Regions from separate parts of the Homo sapiens genome. Here region 2 is linked to region 1. Evidence: read pairs that join two places in POLR2A ChIA-PET (ENCODE). Cell type or tissue: PC-9. All regions are shown on one strand. Each heading gives the region's core, and the rest is flanking DNA. Links, peaks and the distances in the headings are about the cores only.

The links. ChIA-PET counts read pairs that join two places held together with the same protein. Peaks named below come from ENCODE experiments on the same cell type or tissue, not always from the same donor. Only the 100,000 strongest peaks of a DNase experiment are listed, where the experiment ranks them.
Region 2: POLR2A ChIA-PET joins it to region 1 with 19 read pairs; 3 of 35 experiments call an interaction of 5 or more read pairs at or near these places.

What each region holds. Positions count from the first base shown.
Region 1 is chrX:134,846,924-134,852,315 of GRCh38, forward strand. It overlaps PABIR3 (PABIR family member 3), which reads left to right. Exons shown (of 11, transcript NM_001388447.1): 7 at 460-552; 8 at 960-1,048; 9 at 2,244-2,305. Among named protein-coding and RNA genes, the nearest start is that of PABIR3, 42 kb to the left of the region's middle. In PC-9, for the core only: no CTCF peak of the experiment used is centred there; a DNase peak (open chromatin) is centred at 2,658; H3K27ac peaks cover 446 bases.
Region 2 is chrX:134,784,796-134,790,187 of GRCh38, forward strand. PABIR2 (PABIR family member 2) reads right to left here. Exons shown (of 10, transcript NM_001387468.1): 3 at 4,785-4,841; 4 at 4,428-4,471; 5 at 4,290-4,344; 6 at 3,935-4,036; 7 at 2,677-2,738; 8 at 1,091-1,155. Among named protein-coding and RNA genes, the nearest start is that of PABIR2, 9.7 kb to the right of the region's middle. In PC-9, for the core only: no CTCF peak of the experiment used is centred there; no DNase peak of the experiment used is centred there.

The DNA of each region.
Region 1 (5,392 bases), core at 87-5,086:
GTACTGATTTTGTCTATGTAAAATCTAGAGACAATTTCCATAAATGTAGTTATTCCTGCTGTCTCATTTGCTTCTAAGTTCTAGCCAAAACCTTTTTGGTCCTTTCCTGGATGTAGTATTATAGTTTTCAATAACAAAGCACAGGTCAAAGCCAAAGAGAAGAGCTTAAATTTAGGATTTGTGTTTATAGTGTTGAGTACTCACATTCTAGGACTTTCTGGCATGCTGGGAAGCCCCTCAATCACCATATAGCCCTCATCCCCAAAAGGGAAAAGGGTGCCTTTGCTTATTGAAGTGAATTTTGGGTTCCCTGATTGCTTTAGGATGGCGAGAGCTCTTCACCATGGTGCAGCCAGTGACTCAGTAGTAAGGACTCACTTCCCTGTGCAACAGGTATCTCAAGTATTTGATTAATAAGCAATTGGTGCTACAATTGTACACTGCTTTCTGCTTACACAGAATGACAATGGCTTACAGAAATCATCCTCTCTAAAGTGCATTGATTTAACTCCAGTATCCTCAATGGCTTCTTCCATCAAGAAGACTGGGAAGGTAAGAAAGGAGTACCTAAAAGTCTATGTCTCTTGAAATAGTTAGGAAATATTTAGGAACATTAATGGTCACCAAAACAAATATTTTGGGGGATATATTTTGTCACAGTACATCTGATTCTAACTAACATTTTTCCCTTCTTTTTCATTTCTTCAAGTATTACTTACATGTAATAAAATTCACCAACTTTAAAGCATAGGGTTAGATTAATTTTGGTAATTGTGTACAATCCTGTAGCCACAACCATAATCAAGATATTGAACAGTTCCCACACTCAAAACAATTTCCTAATGATCTTTTGTACCCCAGTCTCCCTCCCTACCATCCCTGCCCCTCCCTAGGAAACCAATGATCTGCTTTCCGAGAAAAGTGGCGGTTTTAAAACCTCTGTTCCAATTTGATTTTAGCAGTGTTTCTCTCCATCATTACAAACTTGTGTGAGTTGCACTGGTTCGCCTTCAAGTCCTATTCCCAGTCCTATGCAACAATACATCATGTAAGTTTATGTTATATGAAAATACCAAATTGCTTATAAAATAAGAATTATAGAAACCTAAAAGAAATTATAGCTCCAAGTTTTGTGCCAACCAAAGAAGTGACTTCTTTTTAGGGAAATTAAAATGTCATTGTTTCGGCTGGGCACGGTGGCTCCTGCCTGTAATCCCAGCACTTTGGGAGGCCGAGGCGGGTGGATCACCTGAGGTAGGAAGTTCAAGACCAGCCTGAGCAACATGGAGAAACCCCGTCTCTACTAAAAATACAAAAATAGCCGGGCATGGTGGTGCATGTCTGTAATCCCAGCTACTCAGGAGGCTGAGGCAGGAGAATCGTTTGAACCCAGGAGGTGGAGGTTGTGGTGAGCTGAGATCGTGCCATTGCCCTCCAGCCTGGGCAACAAGAGCAAAACTCCATCTCAAAAAAAAAAAAAAGTCACTGTTTCAGTTTATCATTTTGTATATTGAAAAAGTCAGGTGACTAAGAACATAAGAAGAATTTAGTAATTCCTTCACCCTGCTAATACATAATCTTTCTCTAACCAAGTTTGTTAATAAGGATCAGAGCTATCTCTAGAACTTTAAACAACTTCATCCGTGATTCTCACCTTCATTCAAGGCAAGTCCCAGCCAGGAATGTAGGTTTTTGTAGACTCTAGGATTCAAAATCCTGAATCCTTGAGAATTAGAAGATAGTTTGCTCCTAAGGCATTCCAGTTTTTACCCATATGTAAAGAAAAGCAGTAAAATGGCCGAGCATGGTGGCTCACACCTGTAATCCCAACACTTTTGGAGGCCAAGGCAGGCAGATCACCTAAGGTCAGGAGTTCGAGACCAGCCTGGCCAACATGGTGAAACCCTGTGTCTACTAAAAAAATACAAAATTAGCCGAGTGTGGTGGTGCATGCCTGTAATCCCAGCTACTTGGGAGGCTGAGGCAGGAGAATCACTTGAACCCAGGAGGCGGAGGCTGCAGTGAGCTTAAATCACGCCACTGCACTCCAGCCTCGGTGACAAGAGCCAAACTGCATCTCAGAAAAAAAGTAAAAATAAAAACAAAGAAAAGCAGTAAAATGATGTAATATCCTACACAGAGTCCCGTTTTTGTGTATGTCCTTAGATCTGTTATAATGAAATAGTCATTGTTGATTTTGTTAAAAAAAATTTCTTATAATGATCATGATGATTTTATTTTAGAAGAAGTCAAAATCCTACCAACATTATTAGACCAAGTATCCTTGGACCATTAAAAAGAAAAGGTACTTTTATCTAACAGTAGAAGTAAATATAACTTTAAGTTATTTTATAAAATATCTAAAATCAAATGTTATACAAAAATGTATTTTTAAAGGCTTTATTTATTTAAAATATATTTAATAAGCTATTAGAGGCCTTTCATTTTATGCAACTAGAAATATGTATAAGGACATTTTGAAAACTCTAAAATGCTATATAAATGTGAATTGAGAAATTTAATTCCAATTTAGTTGGCTATTAGGATTTTCAATATAATTCACCAAGGTAGCTATCTTCATTACTTTCTAAAACAATGTAGAGAATAAATGAATGAATGAACAGAGTGAGTCAGTCATCAAGTATTTTGCTGAATGTCAACCCCTGCCTCACTGCCACACACACACATTGCTATCATATGAATAAGTTGACACAAATTAGATCCACTTACAACACTAAAAATATATATGAAGGTGTATGTTCTTTGGTGTTTAGTTTCTTTATGGGAGTTATTTTTGGTTAAATATATGGAAAGTGACCCACCTACTCAGTAATAAAAGGGCAGTGGAAAGAATAAAAGGGCAGTGGAAAGATGTCTTTTTTAAAAACTCCTGCAATCCTGGATCCCACTTCTCAATGGTACCTCACTAAATTATGCTCTTCTTCCTTTTTTTTTTTTTTTTTTCTTGAGACAGAGTCTTGCTCTGTCACCCAGGCTGGAGTGCAGTGGCACAATCTTGGCTCACTGCAACCTCTTCCTCCCGGGTTCAAGCGATTCTCCTGCCTCAGCCTCACCAGTAGCTGGGATTACAGGTGCCTGCCACCATGCCCAGCTAATTTTTTTGTATTTTTAGTAGAGACAGAGTTTCACCATGTTGGCCAGGCTGTTCTCGAACTCCTGACCTCAGGTGATCCACCCACCTCGGCCTCCCAAAGTGCTGAGATTGCAAGCATAAGCCTGTATATTTAGTACAATTTTTGACTACAATGGGGAGGGGAAATGGGTGAATAGGAAAGGAGATTAAACTTAAAAATGTGTATTGTGAAAAATCTATTAAGGTAAGAAAGAGGAGTAAGAAGAATAAGAGGAGAGAAACTGAAATATGCTTTAATGTTCTTTGTATATTTTCGATTAATTAATGGCAGTCTTCCTAACAACATAACTAACTCAGCATGTACTTTTTGTATTCTAAGATTAAGGGCTAGATAAATTCTGGAAAATACTCTTTTCCAAAGTAAGCACATTGTTTTATGAAGATGCTTCGGTTACTAAGCTTAGGGGTCTTTTACCTGTGCTGTGAAATTCGGGCTAGTGTTGAAAAAATATTCAAATATATCAGCAGTTTAAGAGCTGTTAGAAGTCAAGGGTCAATTGAGTATTTAAAATAAAGTACGCTTAAATTGAGGAGTGTTTTACCAGATTAAAATAGTTCTCCTTTTGAGACATGTATACATAAATAGGTTATCACATGAAAAGTATCTCGAGTTTTCTTAGAATTTATGATTGAAAAATTATTTTTATAGATCAATTTTAACATAAAAGATGTAGTTTCTGCCCAGTGTCTTCGGAGATGTGACCTGTCTCACACTTGGTTTTCAGCTGCTCTGAAAGACGACTGCCTTATTCCTTTGAGGTGTCCCTGAGGGAACTCCAAAGCGAATTCTGTATATACCACCTAGTCCATATTTTCAGTCATACCCCACCCTCCAAAGCATGCCCTGTACAAATGTGCTGAAAATTCATTTGGCCATTTTTGGCCAGATACAATAACAGATAAACAGAAATTGAAATTTATTCATATATTTTGGAATATGCATATTCATTTGGGAAACAACAAACTATGTCCTATTTGGACCCCATTAATACAAATGAAATGTGGGAGAAAGGTACCATAAAAATAAAAGAGAGGTCCTGAGGCAGGGGGCGGGGGGAACTAAAAAGAATGATGATTATGTGAAGTGAGATCAAGATTAGAGTCTCCAAAGCATATGATGTCATATTTTATGGTGAGAAGCAGCAGTGACTTCCATTAGGAATAAGCAAGAGCATGGGCCGGGCACAGTGGCTCATGCCTGTAATCCCAGCACTTTGGGAGGCCGAGGCGGGCGGATGACTTGAGGTCAGGAATTCAAGACCAGCCTGGCCAACATGACAAAACCCTGTCTCTACTAAAAATACAAAAATTAGCCAAGGGTGGTGGTGTGTGCCTGTAATCCCAGCTACTCAGGAGACTGAGGCAGGAGAATCGCCTGAATCCAGGAGGCGGAAGTTGCAGTGAGCCGAGATCACACCACTGCACTCCAGCCTGGACAACAGAGTAAGACTCTGTCTGGAAAAAAAAAAAAAAAGGAATAAGCGAGAGCAAATAAGCCTTCACATCGGAATACTGCAGAAATTGGGCAGCTATAAATATCGTTTGACAAGTAATGCTGGTTTTAGCAAAGAAAGATCTAATTTTCTTTTATGAGGAATATGTTTTGATTTGTCATGTTTTCAATGTTAAACCAAAAAAGAGAGCTGAGTAGTTTTTCTGTAGTGACATAAATGTAATCTGGCAAGGCACGGGACACCAGACTTCTTTTAAACTTTATGAGCCATGATTACACTTCTGTGGAAGGTCTATGCAATATCTTAATGGTGACCTTAGGGTTTTATCATTCAAATAGAAGTTATGGGCTTGAATGTCAGTTTTGCTCAGGTCCAGAAATGATTATCATATGAATGTGAAACACTGTGCAGATTTTAACATTTACTTCAAGGCAAAGATTACAAAAATGCAGTTGTTGTTTTTTTTGAGATTAGATGTTCTACCTTAATCTCTAAAGATACAATTATTTTGTTCATTGTGTGCTGTAAAAGAACTTACCTATTTAGTTCATTGTGTACATTTAGCAAAATAAAGATAGCAACAACCTAAAGTTTTAAAATAAGGAATGACATTAAACTCATTAAACAGCCTTACTACATAGCTATATCAAATCATCTTGCAGGCCGGGCACAGTGGCTCACGCCTGTAATCCCAGCATTTTGGGAGGCCAAGGTGGGTGGATCACCTGAGGCCAGGAATTTGAGACCAGCCTGGCCAACATGGTGAAACCCCGTCTCTACTAAA
Region 2 (5,392 bases), core at 171-5,170, 62 kb before region 1:
TTTATAAGCATCTAACACTAGTGTTGACTGATACTAAACTAAACTATTTTAGCCTACTGCTTTGTGGTTCAAAATAAGGTAACTGAGAGCACCCTGTTATATAAAAAACTCCATAGAATTGAATATAAGGCAATTCTTGCTTTGATGAGGCATAATTTGATGAGGGGGTAAACCTTACCTTATATTTGAGTATACAGCACATTTATGGATATGTTTGCTACGGCATTAGCATATATTTCTGCAGTTTATAAACTATGCATCTCTTTCATATTTAGATAACAGAGAGGCAATTTTTTGAATATATAATGATAATATGAATATATGAATAAAACTGTTATGAAGTATAAGAAAATATAGATGTATCAAATAACTCATTTACAAAATTGAGAATCAGCACAGCAAACATTTGGAAGAATACTTTTGAGTTTCCCTAGAACACAAGAGAGCAATGCTGTTAGCTCATTTCAGACAGGAGTTCTAGTTTTTAATTCAAGCTTGGCTAGGTATAAGACCAGAAGCGTGATGCTTATCTTTTTCTTTTTCCCCCCAGCTTTACTGAAGTATAAATGACAAATAAATTTATATATATTTAAGGTATACAATGTGATGATCTGATGTATGTACATACTGTGAAATGATGATCACAGTCAATTTTTTTTTTTTTGAGATGGAGTGTCACTCTGTTGCCCAGGCTGGAGTGCAGTGGTACGATCTCAGCTCACCACAACCTCCGCCTCCCAAGTTCAAGCGATTCTCCTGCCTCAGCCTCCCAAGTAGCTGGGATTACAGGTACCTGCCACCACGCCCAGCTAATTTTTGTATTTTTAGTAGAGATGGGATTTTGTCATATTGGCCAGGCTGGTCTCAAACTCCTGACCCGAGGCGATCCACCTGCCTCGGCCTCCGAAAGTATTGGGATTACAGGCGTGAGCCACCATGCCCAGCCCACGGTCAAGTTTTTAACACATCTTTTGCTTCACCTAGTTACCTTTCGTATGTGTGTGGTAAGAACACTTAAGATCTACTTTCTTAGCAAATTTCAAGTATGTGACACAGTAGCATTAGCTATAGTCACCACGCTGCTACATACCTTTTCTTTTAAGAGGACCAAGAACACTGGGTCTAATGCACTTGACTGGACTCTGACTTCTCCTGCTTTGATGAAAAAACAAACAGGATAATGTGAAGAACATCCACGATGCAAGATAAAACAGCAGTCCAGCCCAACAAATACATAAATAAAATGGACAATCTTATCAATGACTGAAATGGAAAATTCTTCTGTAATTGAGTAACTGAAATCCAATACATGATTTGAACCAGCATATGGCAACCTGGAATAATACAGCATTTTAAGTCCTTTAAAAAATATTCTATATGACAAAATACCCCCAACAGTTTAAAGAAAAAAAGATACCCTATTTAAAAAGTATTTTGGGGCTGGGCCGCAGTGACTCACGCCTGTGATCCCAGCATTTTGAGAGGTCAAGGTAAGCAGATCATCTGAGGTCAGGAGTTCGAGACCAGCCTGACCAACATGGTGAAACTCTATCTCTACTAAAAACACAAAAAATTAGCCAGGCGTGGTGGTGCATGCCTGTAATCCCAGCTACCCAGGAGGCTGAGACAGGAGAATCACTTGAACCCGGGAGGCAGAGGTTGCAGTGAGCTGAGATCGCACCATTGCACTCCAGCCTGGGCAACAGGAGCAAAACTCCGTCGCAAAAATAAATAAATAAAGTAATTTGGATTTGATTGATCTATGAACTTTAACATTTTTTCCTTATTCTTAAAAAGGATGTATTATTGTGGGGGGTATGTATGTGTGTCTTTCCCCACTAAATATAAATCAGCATTAAATTCCCCCTAAAAAACTCTGGGGCTGGGCGCTGTGGCTCACGCCTGTAATCCCAGTACTTTGGGAGGCCGAGGAGGGCACGAGGTCAAGAGATTGAGACCATCCTGGCCAACATGGTGAAACCCTATCTCTACTAAAAATACAAAAATTAGCCGAGGGTGGTGGCGCATGCCTGTAATCCCAGCTACTTGGGAGGCTGAGGGAAGAGAAATGCTTGAACCCAGGAGGCAGAGGTTTCAGTGAGCTGAGATCACACTACTGCACTCTAGCCTGGCGACAGAGTGAGATTCCACCTCAAATACAAAAAAAAAGAAAAGAAAAAACTCTGGTTAAAATGTTAATGGTAGATTATAGGCAGTGGGTATATGGTTGTTCACTGTGAAATTCTTTCACTTTTGATGTCTGAAAATTTCACAGTGAAATATTGGGAAAAAGAGTTAATCTTCTTTTTTTTTTTTTTTTTGAGACAGAGTTTTTGCTCTGTTGCCCAGGCTGGAGTATAATGGTGCGATCTCAGCTCACTGCAACCTCCGCCTGCTTGGTTCAAGCGATTCTCCTGCCTCAGCCTCCCGAGTAACTGGGATTACAGGCGCCTGCCACCAGGCCCAGCTAATTTTTCTATTTTTAGTAGAGACGAGGTTTCACCATGTTGGCCAAGCTGGTCTTGAACTCTTGACCTCAGGTAATCCACCAGCCTCGGCCTTCCAAAGTGCTAGGATTACAGGTGTGAGCCACTGCGCCCAGCCACAAAAAGCTAATCTGAGAGATAAATGTAATGAATGGTACTTCAACCACATTTAAAATTCAAGTTTGCTTACCTTGAAAATCGTCTTGGACTGGGAACTGGACTTGGTGGCAATCCACTGCTGCTCACGAACATCTGTAAGAAGGGTGAAAAACATTACTAGAAAAAACATATTCAATATTAAAATAGTTCTAGCACTCCAGTTTTCTTTCTTTTTTTTTTTTTTTTTTTTTTTTAGAGACAGGGTCTCTCTTTTGCTCAAGCTGGAGTGCAGTGATGCGATCATAGCTTACTGCAGCCTCGAACTCTTGGGCTCAAGCCATCTTCCTGCCCCACCTTCTTGATGAGCTAGGACTACAGGTGTGCGCCACCATGCCCGACTAATTTTTTTGTATCTATTTTTTTTTTTTTAATGTAGAGATGGGGTCTCGCCATGTTGCCCAGGCTGCTCTCGACCTCCTGAGCTCAAGTGATCCTCCCACCTTGGCCTCCCAAAGAGTTGGAATGATTACAGGTATAAGCCACCATACCAGGCCCACAATCATTTTCAAAAGGTTCTTTTCAAAATGACAGAAACAATATCTTTAGAATTGCTTGGCTGTCTGTGTGTCTCATAACTAAATTACATATATATATATGTAATATATATGTAATATACACGTTATATATATGTAATATACACGTTATATGTGTAATATATACACGTTATATATGTGTAATATATACACGTTATATATGTGTAATATATACGTTATATATGTGTAATATATACACGTTATATATGTGTAATATATACACGTTATATATGTGTAATATATACACGTTATATATGTGTAATATATACACGTTATATATGTGTAATATATACACGTTATATATGTGTAATATATACACGTTATATATGTGTAATATATACACGTTATATATGTGTAATATATACACGTTATATATGTGTAATATATACACGTTATATATGTGTAATATATACACGTTATATATGTGTAATATATACACGTTATATATGTGTAATATATACACGTTATATATGTGTTATATATGTTATATATGTGTTATATATACGTTATATATGTAATATATACGTTATATATGTAATATGTTATATATATGTAATATATATGTTATATATATATATATTTTAAGAAGACCAAGAATATACATATATATATGTATATTTTCCAAATTACTGCTGTAGATTTTCATTGATTTTCCTTCAAGGCATTGGATACTTTAAAAGTGGGGTGATTTGTGTGTGTTTTAGAGTAAACAGCTCAGTTTGTGAAATACACTTAATATCTTGTCAGTTATCCTACCTTTCCGAATCCCCTGGTGGGTGAAGGTGCTGGAGAAACTGGAGTGAAGTCAATTCTCTTAGGAGAATATAATTTCTCCGGCTTGTCAAAATCACTGTCACTCTGTAAACATAAAGTGTCATCTCCTCATAATAAATTCAGCACATCACAGCTCTTACTTACTACTATAACACACCCAGATTTTCCAAGGAGAAAGGTATAGACTCTAATATTCTGCTGGAAAAGCAGAGATCAAAAAACAAGTATCAATTTGGAAGTAGAAGGGGAAAGAAGTGTGCGAAAAAATTAATGAACCTAGTGAACAACATAAAAGTTTCTAGAAAATGAAAACCAAACAGACATGAGCAAACTTTACCAGGCTCAAGCTCTCATCCCATGATTGGCTTATCTGCATTGCCGTTTGCATTTCCCTAAAATAAACAAAGGGAAGGGCCGTCAGTGTTTACAAACAAGACACTTATTAGGCTAGGCCCTGCTCTTGCAAAGCACTAACCTTTCATGTGCAGTTTCTCTGTTCACCATATCCAGGCCTTCTTCCTGCAAAGACAAACATATATGCTAAAAAGGCAGGATCACTGACAAAATATTAACTCTTCCACACACTGCAATTTTTATCCACATAGTTCTCTGCTTCAAATAAAATAAAAAGACTTTTTCTACCTCATTGACATAATCACAGTAGAGTGGAACATTCATGCCGCTTGTATATTTTATCTACACGCTCCAGAAGAATTATAATCTGTCTCCAACTAACCAGAGTTGCATCCTAATTCATTTTAATATCTACGTCTTTAAAATAAAAATGTAAAATCCAAAAAATTTCCAATCTGAGCTAGTAAGTAAAATTTACCCTTTTGATCTGATGCAGTCTGCTACTAGGAATACGATTAGGTGAGGATGACAGCAACTGGAAAGAAAAAGTAAACATTTACTATTTTCTGAATCACAAAGCAGCAGTCTGCTGTCAGTACTGGCGTACAACCTCTTCCTAGGTAAGTTTTCATATTCTTCTTCAAAATTTAGCTCTTTAGATCACTGAACGTTAATGCACTAAAGGCAGTACATTTAGTCTTCAAAAAGTACACCAGGTGTCCAACCTCAAAGCGCCATCTGTTGCTAGACAGACACTGACTTCAGCACTTTTCCCAAATGAATGTGAAGCTACGTAAATTTAGAGAAATAAAGACTATGGGCCTTAGAAATATCCATTATCCCACTTATCTAAAATAAAGAACAATATGAGAAGGGAAAGAAAAAAAAACACCAATGTTATTAATTTTTATTATCAATGCAGCAATGGGGGAAGACAGGCTAATAAGTCTAGTATATAATATTTTGTCTATGATTGATGATTTTCAAAAACACTTTAAAACTGCAATAAGGAGGTTTTGCTTTCACGATCCAAATCCATTCTAAAATCTCATCATATGCTATCACTACAAATCTTACTAGTTAACA